Linked DNA regions of Mus musculus: regions 1, 2 and 3 are each linked to region 4. A link is a loop called in an ENCODE intact Hi-C map of the cell type or tissue named here. Cell type or tissue: left cerebral cortex. All regions are shown on one strand. Region 1 has its middle 17 kb from the start of Gm32031. Region 2 overlaps Gm39012 (a long non-coding RNA gene). Region 3 overlaps Ptpn5 (protein tyrosine phosphatase, non-receptor type 5). Region 4 holds the start of Ptpn5 (protein tyrosine phosphatase, non-receptor type 5).

The links. Peaks named below come from ENCODE experiments on the same cell type or tissue, not always from the same donor. Only the 100,000 strongest peaks of a DNase experiment are listed, where the experiment ranks them.
Region 1: a loop joins it to region 4, with 8 times the contacts of the local background. A loop is called at or near these places in 28 of 42 quality-filtered maps.
Region 2: a loop joins it to region 4, with 3 times the contacts of the local background. A loop is called at or near these places in 11 of 42 quality-filtered maps.
Region 3: it touches region 4 in a loop (2.3-fold over the local background); 18 of 42 quality-filtered maps call a loop at or near these places.

The regions. Positions count from the first base shown.
Region 1 is chr7:47,024,112-47,026,611 of GRCm38, forward strand. No RefSeq gene overlaps it. Among named protein-coding and RNA genes, the nearest start is that of Gm32031, 17 kb to the left of the region's middle. In left cerebral cortex, no CTCF peak of the experiment used is centred here; no DNase peak of the experiment used is centred here.
Region 2 is chr7:46,959,372-46,961,871 of GRCm38, forward strand. The region is part of intron 1 of Gm39012 (a long non-coding RNA gene); the gene reads left to right. Among named protein-coding and RNA genes, the nearest start is that of Uevld, 2.1 kb to the left of the region's middle. In left cerebral cortex, a CTCF peak has its summit at 1,476 (motif pointing left); no DNase peak of the experiment used is centred here.
Region 3 is chr7:47,079,974-47,082,473 of GRCm38, forward strand. Ptpn5 (protein tyrosine phosphatase, non-receptor type 5) reads right to left here. Exons shown (of 14, transcript NM_001163565.1): 11 at 1,890-2,000. Among named protein-coding and RNA genes, the nearest start is that of Mir7056, 2.0 kb to the right of the region's middle. In left cerebral cortex, a CTCF peak has its summit at 1,507 (motif pointing left); a DNase peak (open chromatin) is centred at 1,517.
Region 4 is chr7:47,131,419-47,133,918 of GRCm38, forward strand. It overlaps Ptpn5 (protein tyrosine phosphatase, non-receptor type 5), which reads right to left and starts at 1,180. Exons shown (of 14, transcript NM_001163565.1): 1 at 860-1,180. In left cerebral cortex, a CTCF peak has its summit at 1,443; DNase peaks (open chromatin) are centred at 1,055, 1,434, 1,601 and 1,954; H3K4me3 peaks cover 2,282 bases; H3K27ac peaks cover 2,500 bases.

The DNA.
Region 1 (2,500 bases), 110 kb before region 4:
GATCTGATGCTCTCTTCTGGTGCATCTGAAGACAGCTACAGTGAATATATATCATACACACACACACACACACACATCCTCAAATTCATGTAATAAAAGACAGTGGCAACTCACAGAAAACCAATGTATACATGATATAAGTGTGCATAATGAACGCTGTATAGTTAGTATGAAAAGGTGCTTTGTCCCACACATTACTAGTTTAGGAAAGTAAAAGCACAATGAATTGTTTCTATCTCAGATTTGTGGAGGTTAAAATATCAAGCACAATTCATCACAGTGTTGGAAGAGTGAGGCAGAGCGAGTGCACACAGCAGCATCCGTCGTCTTTGGAATGATGTCAAACCTGATCGGAGGAGCTCGCTGCCTCAGACAGTAAAGGGCTTGCTTTGGGGACCCAAGTCCAATCCTTGGAACCAACCTTCAAAAGCCAGGCATGAGTGGATGGTGGCTAAAGCAGACACTTACACTGGTCAAAGTACAGAGAGGAAGTGTGGAGCCAAGAGCCATAAATGCCATATCTATACAATGCCTCCCCCCAAGGCTCAGGGACTGTCATGGTAAGAGGGGACGGGCTATAGGAGCCGGAGGTCAGGAGGACAGAGGAAACAATGCAGCAGCACCCACAAGCTCACAGCAACTGTGGTTGTCTGAACATGATCATGTCTGTTAACGTTCCAGCATAAGTAGGCGTTTTGGGGTCCCCGGCCCTAGGCTGAGGAGCTATTGACAGTTGACAGCAGCTTCTGAGGAAGGAAGGGTCAGTTTTCTTTAGGATTCTGGTCAGGTTGACCATGACCCACGAGTGTATGGCGTGTATGTACCTCCAGCATAGACTGGAGGGAAATAGAGAGATCATGAGACATGAGGCTGGGAGTGGGTGAGGAGGTGGGAGGGTGGATCTTACAGAGTTACAGAGAGGGTGGGGCGAGTAAAGGTGATTAAATTATCCACACTGTATGTGTGTATGAAACTCTCAAAGAATTAATAAAAACATGTTAAAAAAAAGAAAGACAGGTATGGCGGCTGAGTCCAGCACTGGACAGGTGGAGATAGGTGGACCCCTCAGGCTTGCTGGCTTAGCCAAATCAGTTAATCCCTGCCCAGGCCAGTGACAGATGAGGTGGACAGCAGTATCCTGAGGAATGATACCCACAGGTGACCTCTGCCCTACATCATTCACACCTGCTTATGTGCGCGCGCGCGCGCACACACACACACACACACACCACCCCAAAGCCAGAAAAATATATAGCCTTTAATTAAGGAAATTGGTGAAACCCAAAGTTTTATTCAGCAAAGTTCCTCGTCTTTATTCTCAGAGGCATACAGATAAATATTCATGCAGTCTGTACCAGACAAAAACAAAGCAGGCAACCCAGTCATCTACCCAAGGGCAGCTGGGTGAATTAGTGATGACGTACTCCACGGTAGAAGTATAATTATAGAATCCTGCCGTGCCTTAGAGAACGATGCAGACTTGGCAAGGAGTATAAGTCAAAATGGGGCAGCGCTGGCTCAGGGCACTCAACATGGAGTCAGGAGGTCATTGTTAATAAGTGCTCAGACACTTCCACATTTAAACTTTGAACTTGGCGTGACCTCCCACCCACATTCAGGCTGCTCTGTGGGCTGAGCCAGGATCATTTCCCGATGCATCTTCACTTCTCACCTATCTCGCCTATAGCCGACCCCTTACTCCCATCTGCCCAGGCACTGAGACCTGCTTAATCCCCTTCTCACAAGATAATCTCGCTTTCCCCAGAACTGGTCTTGTTCCTTGGCATCCAAAGCCATAAACACAGCTGCCACTCTGTAGGACCCTGGAGGGCACTTTTAAGGCTGCTTGAATTTGTGCTTTCCAGGATTCAAGTATCCCAGAATAAATGCAAATTTCTTAGTTTTTGAATATGTTAGTTTTAGTCTCAGTCAGCAGATCTATATGATAAAGAGGGAAGAATTCTAAGGTATTTTGGTAGTTCAAAAAGCAAGGGGCTCCCCAAGACTGTGTAGGAGATGTGCATTTTGATCTTCATGTGGGTCCCGAACAACTGCATTGGGGGCTGTCCCAAAGCTGTTGCCTACCTGTGGGATATGTTCTTCTAGCTGGGCTGCCTTGTCTGGTCTCAGTGGGAGAGGAAGTATGGGGATGCCCCCCTCAGAAGAGAAGAAGAGGGGGGTAGGGGGAAAGATTGTGGGAGGGGTGGCCAGGAGGGGGGCAGTGAATTGGATGTAAAGTGAATAAGCAAAATAAAATAATTATAAAATATAATAAAAGAAAAAATAAGGTGCAAGCTGTAGACCCCTGTACAATAGCTCTCTCTCTCTCTCTCTCTCTCTCTCTCTGTGAGAGGGGGGGGGACACATATAAAGTCAAAGAACATTTCCTAATGGGTATTTAAGATAACTTTCACCTATGGAGGGGAGCTTTTATGTGTTAATTTTAAAAAGATTTATTTTTATTTTATATGTGTGGGTGCTTTGCCTGCACATGTGTAAA
Region 2 (2,500 bases), 170 kb before region 4:
ATATGGTCTTCATAAATCACCTTATAATATTACTTACCTTAGAAGAATTCTATGAAGAAATAAGTATACCACCACATTGAAAAAGCAATCTTATAGCTCATTCTCCTTAAGCCACATAATATTTTAAGTGTGCCTTGTATTTCTGCTTAATGAACTATCTTTTTCATTCTAATATCTCCTCAAAGTCTTTGTGCAGTAGCAGTCAAGATCCCTGCTGCAGCTGAGGTGAGACCCCCTGAGTTGAGGTTCCTCCAGCTTTATAGCTAGCAAAATCCATCTTTGTCTCTGGCATAGAACACTCACAATAACTTGTTAGAAGTGCAGACTCCTGGGGCTAGAGAGATGGCTCAGTAGTTATGCCAACTGTAACCCTGGCTCCAGGGGTATAGGGCATCTCTGGGCTTCCAGGGCACCTGCACTCATGTGCACGCGCGCGCGCGCGCACACACACACACACACACACATACACACACACACACATACACATGCATGTGCACACACATGAACACACATAGACACACATTTAATTGCAAAATGTTAAATGCAGGCAGGTAGACAGATGGTTTAGCTGTTAAGGGCAGTTGCTGTTCTTGAACAGGAACAAGGTTCAATTCCCACATAGCAGCTCAAGGCTATGTATAACTCTAATTTTAGGGGATCTGATGCCCTTGTGCCCTCCCTCTCCTACCCTTTTCTGACACCAGGCACTCTTTTTTTTTTTTTTAAAGATTTATTTATTTATTGTATGTGAGTACACTGTTGCTATCTTCAGACACACCAGAAGAAGGCATCAGATCCCATTACTGATGGTTGTGAGCCACCATGTAGTTGCTGGGAATTGAACTCAGGACCTCTGGAAGAGCAGTCAGTGCTCTTAACGGCTGAGCCATCTCTCCAGTCCCCAACACTAGGCACTCTTATGGTGCACATACAGGCAGCTCACACACATAAAATAAAGATGAGTAAATAAACAAGAGAATTTTGAAGAACTTATTTGTTGATATGAAATTGTATCTATTTGTTGGTATAGTTGATATTTTGAAATATTTATACGTTGTGGAGTGGCTAAATTGAAACAATTAGTATGAAAGATATAGACTTAGGCAAACAGAAACTCTAGGGCTAGTCTGAGAAATGTTTTGGATGCTGGGGATGGAAATCAGGTCCCCAGCTCTGTGGCAGACCTGTACTGCCAGCTGCCAGGCAGGGTGTTTCAGCTGCCTTCAAGACAATCCCGAAGGAGTGAGGTCAGGACACTGTACTATGGGGCTTTCTCCTAGGACTCTGGTTTATGAAGACCTTCCTGCCAGAGGCTGGAACATAGCTGTACTTAAGAAACTAGGCTTTGGGCTGGAGAGAGAGATGGCTCGGCAGTTAAGAGCACAGACTGCTCTTCCAGAAGTCCTGAGTTCAATTCCCAGCAACTACATGGTGGCTCCTAACCACCTGTAATGGGATCCAGTGCCCTCTTCTGGTGTGTCTGAAGACAGCTGCAGTGTACTAACATACATAAAATAATATTTAACAAAAAGAAAGGAAGAAACTAGGTCTCCTGCTCCTTACAGGGAGGGACAGCAGTACAGCTCAGGGAGACGGTGTCTGAAGTGTTTGAGGATTTGGACACCTGGAGGAAGCTCTAAGGAAGAAAGGGCTCACTCTGGACTAGTGCTATCAGAAGCAGACACGTTTCAGTGACTAACTTCCCTGTGAAGGTTGTATGTAAGATGGGTACACTTGGAAAAAGGAAGGCTATAACCAGCAATGACTGACAAAGCAGCCGGGGCAGCTGGTCTTAGCCAACAGGAACCTGTTTGGTATTTCCTTGTTCTTGGTTCAGTTGTGTCTCACTTTTCCATGGGCTCAGCGACCTTATCTGTTGTTAGTATTTTGTGGGATGGCTTCTATCCAACAGAGGAATGAACTGACCTAGCTCTGAGGCTCAGGGCAAATTCTATCAGTACTGAGCTTAGCTCTATGATAAGCAACTTGTGTGTGTGTTTGAGACCACACTGACCCAGCATACCTCTGTCCATCCTGAATGAAGCTGTTGCATTTGGCGAACCATGTTACCTCTGCATCCGTCAAGGGGGAAATCCTGAAGATCTCGTCTGGTCCTGTGGATGTGGGCCAAAATGTCTGAGCAGTCATGCAGAGGCCCCTTGAGGTCCAGGTCAGCCAGCAGGGTAGCTGAGCTTGGGGCAGCAGGGGCCAGAAAGGTTATCCTGGGGGCATTTAAGAGGAGAGACTGGTAATGTGTCATTTTGGCATTGGTGATGGACAGGCTTTGCCCCAGTGACAGTTTGTTAGCATCTTTGACCAGGAGGGCCATTTGTGATGATTTGCAAACAGTTGTTCCTGGGTCTCATTTCTGTGACAGGTAGGCCACTGGCTTGTGCCAGGGCCAGAGTCTGAGTCAATACCCCTTTCGGATCCCAGATCTCTCGTTCATGAAGAGATGGAAGGGCTTAGTCACTTCAGGCAACCCCAAAGCTTGTGTAGA
Region 3 (2,500 bases), 51 kb before region 4:
ACATGACCAAGAACACAGGTACTATGCTCTGTCTGCCCACCCCACTGTCCTCATTAGCTGCTGTCAGCCTCCTCTCTGCTCTACCATCCCATGGTGGGAAGATCCAACCTTCTTCCTCCCTGACTATCAAAGACCCATAGCATCAACATGATCCTTCCCCAGCACGAATCTGGATACCCTGCGCTGTGTTTAAGACCTGGCTTGGTCTGATGGTTCAGGCCTGTAATTCTAGCTACTTGGAAGCCTGAGGCAGAAAGATCACAATCTCAAGCCCTGCATGGTCTGCAGTGCAAGTTCTAGGCCAGCCTTGGAAACTTAGTGAGACTGTCTCAAAACAAACAAAAGAGTGAAAAAAGGGCTGGGAATGTAGTTCAGTAAGAGAGTTCTGGCCTCTAATCCCACACCAAACCAAGAAACCCTTTACTGTGGACTGAATGCGGTGGCTTCCTCCCCCAACTTCGTATGTTGAAACCTCCTTTCCATTGTGTGAGAATTTGAAGATGGGGCAGGAGTTCACCCCTTTGATGTGATTCATATCCTTAGAGACCCCAGGAAGTTTCCTCACTCCATCATCCTTCCTGCCCTGGGAGGACACAATCCAGGCAACGTGTGCTTGCATGCACAGCTGCTCCTTCTATGTATGGGAAAGCTTTTCCATTTGTCCCCTACTAGTCACCCCTTACCAGTCCTCCAGGACCCCATACAGCACTGCCAGGCACCTCACCCCAGAGCACGCCATCTGGCATACTGCCCTTCTGTATTCTTGCCTGTACTACTTGGTGTTTACCATCTTACAGGTGCTCCTTGAAGAAACAATCCAGGACACAATTATGCCCCCGGTACTCGACCCGGAACCACAAAGCAGGTGCTTGGAAACACCCTCAAACCCAGACACCCTGGTTCTTCTCTAGCCTGTCTCCTAGCCTCTCTACTTGGGAGATGGTTCCTCATGTCCTTGGGTCACTCTGCTGTGACAGCAGCTGCCCCCCCCCCCCCCGGCTTTCAAGGTTTTCAGGAAGTCTTGGTGTTAGATGCTCATATGGACACTGTCCCCATGACAGTGTGGGGGCTAAGGCACCCTGGCATCTTGCCCAGCACTGCATCCAGTGAGAGACAGAGGCGCTCAGAGGGACAAATGTCAGGCCCTGAGCTCTTTTCTGTGGCGGAACCCCATGGCTGTTAGCATCAGCATCAGGCTGTTTCTGAATTGGGCATCAGCTTCCTGGTGCTTGACTTAACTTCTCTACCTTTCTGGGTTATCACAGGGGACTTCACCTCCACAAATACATCCCACTGCTTCTCCAAACCAGAATCTTTTGATGCCCCCAAAGGAGCAGCCCTCCTCTTCTGCTTATCCCGGACACGGCACAACTTTCCAGCAGGAGGATGCCCTTTCCCCACCCTTCTGGGCTGCTTCGTGTTGCTCATATTTTGTGCATTTTCCTTTTTTTCCTGCCATTTCCTGTAACCATGACTGTGTGTCCTAAAGCAGCAAGGAGTGCCTGCCCTCTGCTGGTGGACATTTTGGGTGCATCAGACTGGAAGCCAGCACCCCAGTGGAAGGGACATTACTGTCACTCAAACTCGTAAAGGAACTCTCAGTTACGATAAGGACAATGCTGGAAGCCCTTGAAGCCTCCTTGCCCAGGTAGTGCTGGCCTTGGGAAGATGTGGAGGAGAGCTGCTATGGTCGGCAGTGCACAGAAAGGGCGTAGGGCACATGCAAGCAAGGCTTAGCGTCTGAGTCTATTGACCCTTGTTTAACAGTACGTGCTGGGAGTGCCGTGGGTCGATGTGTCACCTACAGTAGGCCTTTCAGTACTGTTTTCAGGTGGGGGTCTCAACTAAGCCTCCCCAACATCCCTTTCCTGTTTAGGTCCATGCCTCACCCTGAGGGAGATGAGTCGCAGCCGGTAGTCCTCCGTGTGGATGACTTTCTGCACGGTGATCTCCACGCCGTCATGGACCACCTGCTCTTCTGGCCAGTATTCTGTGCACTTCTGCAAGGACCAAGATCAGGCTGGGTTACATTCCCACTCCTCTTCCACATCCCTTCCTGCTCCGCTGGGGTCTACAAGGACGACAGGCTTCGTTTTAGAAGTCTGCGTCGAAATCTTGACTTCATAACTTGTGACCTACTTCTCATTTCTGAGCCTCAGTTTCTCCCATTTGAAAAATGAAAATGATACCATCTTATAGGATAATGTGTGTGTGTGTGTGTGTGTCTGTGTGCTTGTGTGTAAAGGTCAGAGTTTAACTTCAGGTGTTGTTCCTCATGGGCAGTCCACTTTGGTTTTTTGGACAGGATCTCTCGTGGGCCTGGAACTCACCATGTAAGTTCAGTGAGGCCTAGGTCTGTCTGTCTCTTGGCTTCCCGAGCACTGGGGATAAGGCTGCATGCATATACCACACCTGGACTTATTTATTGGGATAAAACTCGATTCCTCACTTGAGCTCTTTCTCTTTTTTTTTTTTTTTTTAAACAATGGAGATTCAATTA
Region 4 (2,500 bases):
CATTTTTTTTTTTTAAACCAGCAAGGATGACAGGAAATGAATGGCATCTTCAGCTTCAGTTGGGGGAAGGGCCAGCACTGTCAAGACTCACCTGGCGTACTCACGTGAATTTCTGGGCTCTGGGGTTTCCTGGGGATTAGGTCTGATTGTGTAGGGGGAGAAAATGGGTATAAAAACCAAGCGCCCCAGATTCCGATGCATGCTGTGCTACTAACTCGCTAGTGACCTTGGCCTTACCACCTCACTGGCCTCAGTTTCCCTGTCTGGAGAATGAAGCTATCAAATGAGTTTTTTTTTTTCCCGGCCCCAAGATGCTACTTCACTCTCTAATTGATCCTTGATGAGGATTCTGACCCAAGCTTTGTAGGAGCCTGGGCCTCCTCCAGGAAAAAAAAAAAAAAGCAATATGTCGGGGGGAGGGGAAATGCACCGGGAATCTATTTTGGAACCCAGTGGCGGATGGCTAAAGGGTCTCGGGGAAGGCACAATTTGGCAACCAGCTGGCTAGCTACCATTTCCATCACCCCTCTCTGGGGGTTCAGAGGCGCTGCAGCTGAGAGCTGCACACCAGCCTGGGCCGCAGAAGCTCAGACCTGGTCCACTATCTGAATCCCTCCTTGGAACCACGCAAGAGCACGGGGAGTGGCGGCCGCTCCTTCCGTGGTCCCCAACCACAAGCCCCCTCCCCTGCATTGGGGACCCCACTTCCAGTCTTTGGGGCTCCCTACGGGGGGCGTGGCGGGGGCGGACTCGGGCTCCTGGGTTCGGTGGATTGGAGGAGATGTCAATTTCGCTGCCGCCCCAGAGGGGACCCCGTACCAATGCCTCCCGGCTTCTCACACAAAGGCGCCGCACTTACCGGCCAGAGCGGGCTCCAGGCGCCGGCGGACAAGCAGGCTGGCGGGAGGATGTGAGCGCGCGAGTGTGCGTGTCTGCGTGTGTCCCTGTCTGTGTGTGACAGGGGCCGTGCGGAGCTCGGTGCGTCTGCGTGTGCGGGGGCGTCCGTCTGTCGGTCTGTCCGCGGAGCCCTCAGTCCCGCTCTCCTTGCGTGCTCCCTGCCCAATCGCCCCACCAAATGCGCCTGAACTGCAGAGTCGCGGGTGCAGCTGCCGGGTCTGCTGGGCACCCCCAGCCCGGGCTCCGCCCCGCCCCCGGACGGGCTTGCGCCGCTCCCCGGGAATTGCGCAGGGCTCGCCCGCTTGGCGGGGTGGGGGTGGGGAGCTCCAGCATCGCCTAGGGCTCTAGAGGGGCGGACCACAGACCCTTAACATGGGATCCCATCTCCAGTGCCCCCTCACCCGCCACAACTCTGTACGGAGTCCCCACAGGCGCCGCCCCCATGCCAAGGTTGCCTGGACTGAGAGGGCGGGGGAGTGGGAGCGCCGCATCCATTTCATTCATGATTTTCTTCTCTCCGGAGCCCCGGGTCGGGGCTGCGCGACTACGGCAACCGCCAGAGGGACCCCACTAGGGCTGTACACATTTTATCTGGAGCAGGACGGACAGACAGATGGATGAGGGTAGAGGCAAGCTAGACAAAGGGGTCAGAACTGGGTTGGGAGTGTTGGTGCACAGGGGGATGCTGTAGCTGGCACCTGTACCCGCGGAGCACTGCATACCCGGGAGCTCAGGACCTGTTCCAGGACTCGGAGGAGGCGCCTTACTTCCCACTCCTTCTTTTTCTGTCTCTGTAGAGCAAGAGCGGGTGGACACCTCTCTCTCCATCGGGGTTAGCTCTCCTGACTTATGCAGCGGGACAGGCACCCATCCGCTTTGCTTTCATGTGGGCGCCAGGGTTCCAAGGGCTGCCCAGTTGTGGCATTTTTTCCAATCTTACCTTCTCCGGGGCTTGTTCCTGACATTTCACCCCACTGCAGGCTCTGTGGGGGCAGAGTGGATCGCACACGCAGCAGTTTTACATGGCGAAAATGAGAAGCAGGACGCGGCTACTAAAAAGAATGGTTCCAGCCACTGCTCTCCTCTGTAGCTTAAATTTCCGCAGTAGCCTCTTTACTAGTCTTCCGTCCCTGGCCACCTGCAGCTGTTTCTTTACAGAGTACTCCGAGCGATCCTTTTGAAAAGCGCACCAGGAAAAAAAGGAAGAAAGAAAGAAATGCGCACCAGGTTGCATCTATCCTTTGTCAGAACTCCCACAGCCGATGGCCATTGCATTCACCAAAGCGCCCGTTATAGCCTGGGAGGGTCTTCATGAGCAGGCGTCCTTTAATGCTCTAACTTCACTTCCTGCCCTTCACTCCTTCCTCCCAATCTGTGGCCATAACCAAGATGGCAGCCTCTCAGGCCCCAGGACCTTCACATTGTTAATCTCTCCGCTCCAGAAAGCCATATGGCTTCCCTTTCTCCCGTTACCTCTTTAATGTGCTACTTCCATGAGGTCTTTGGTGATTCTCCTAGTTAGGATTGCAGGCCTGCTCCTCGTGTTTTCCTATGGTAGTTAAAACCTTCGTTTTTGTGTACCCAGAGGTGCTCCGGTTTCTTA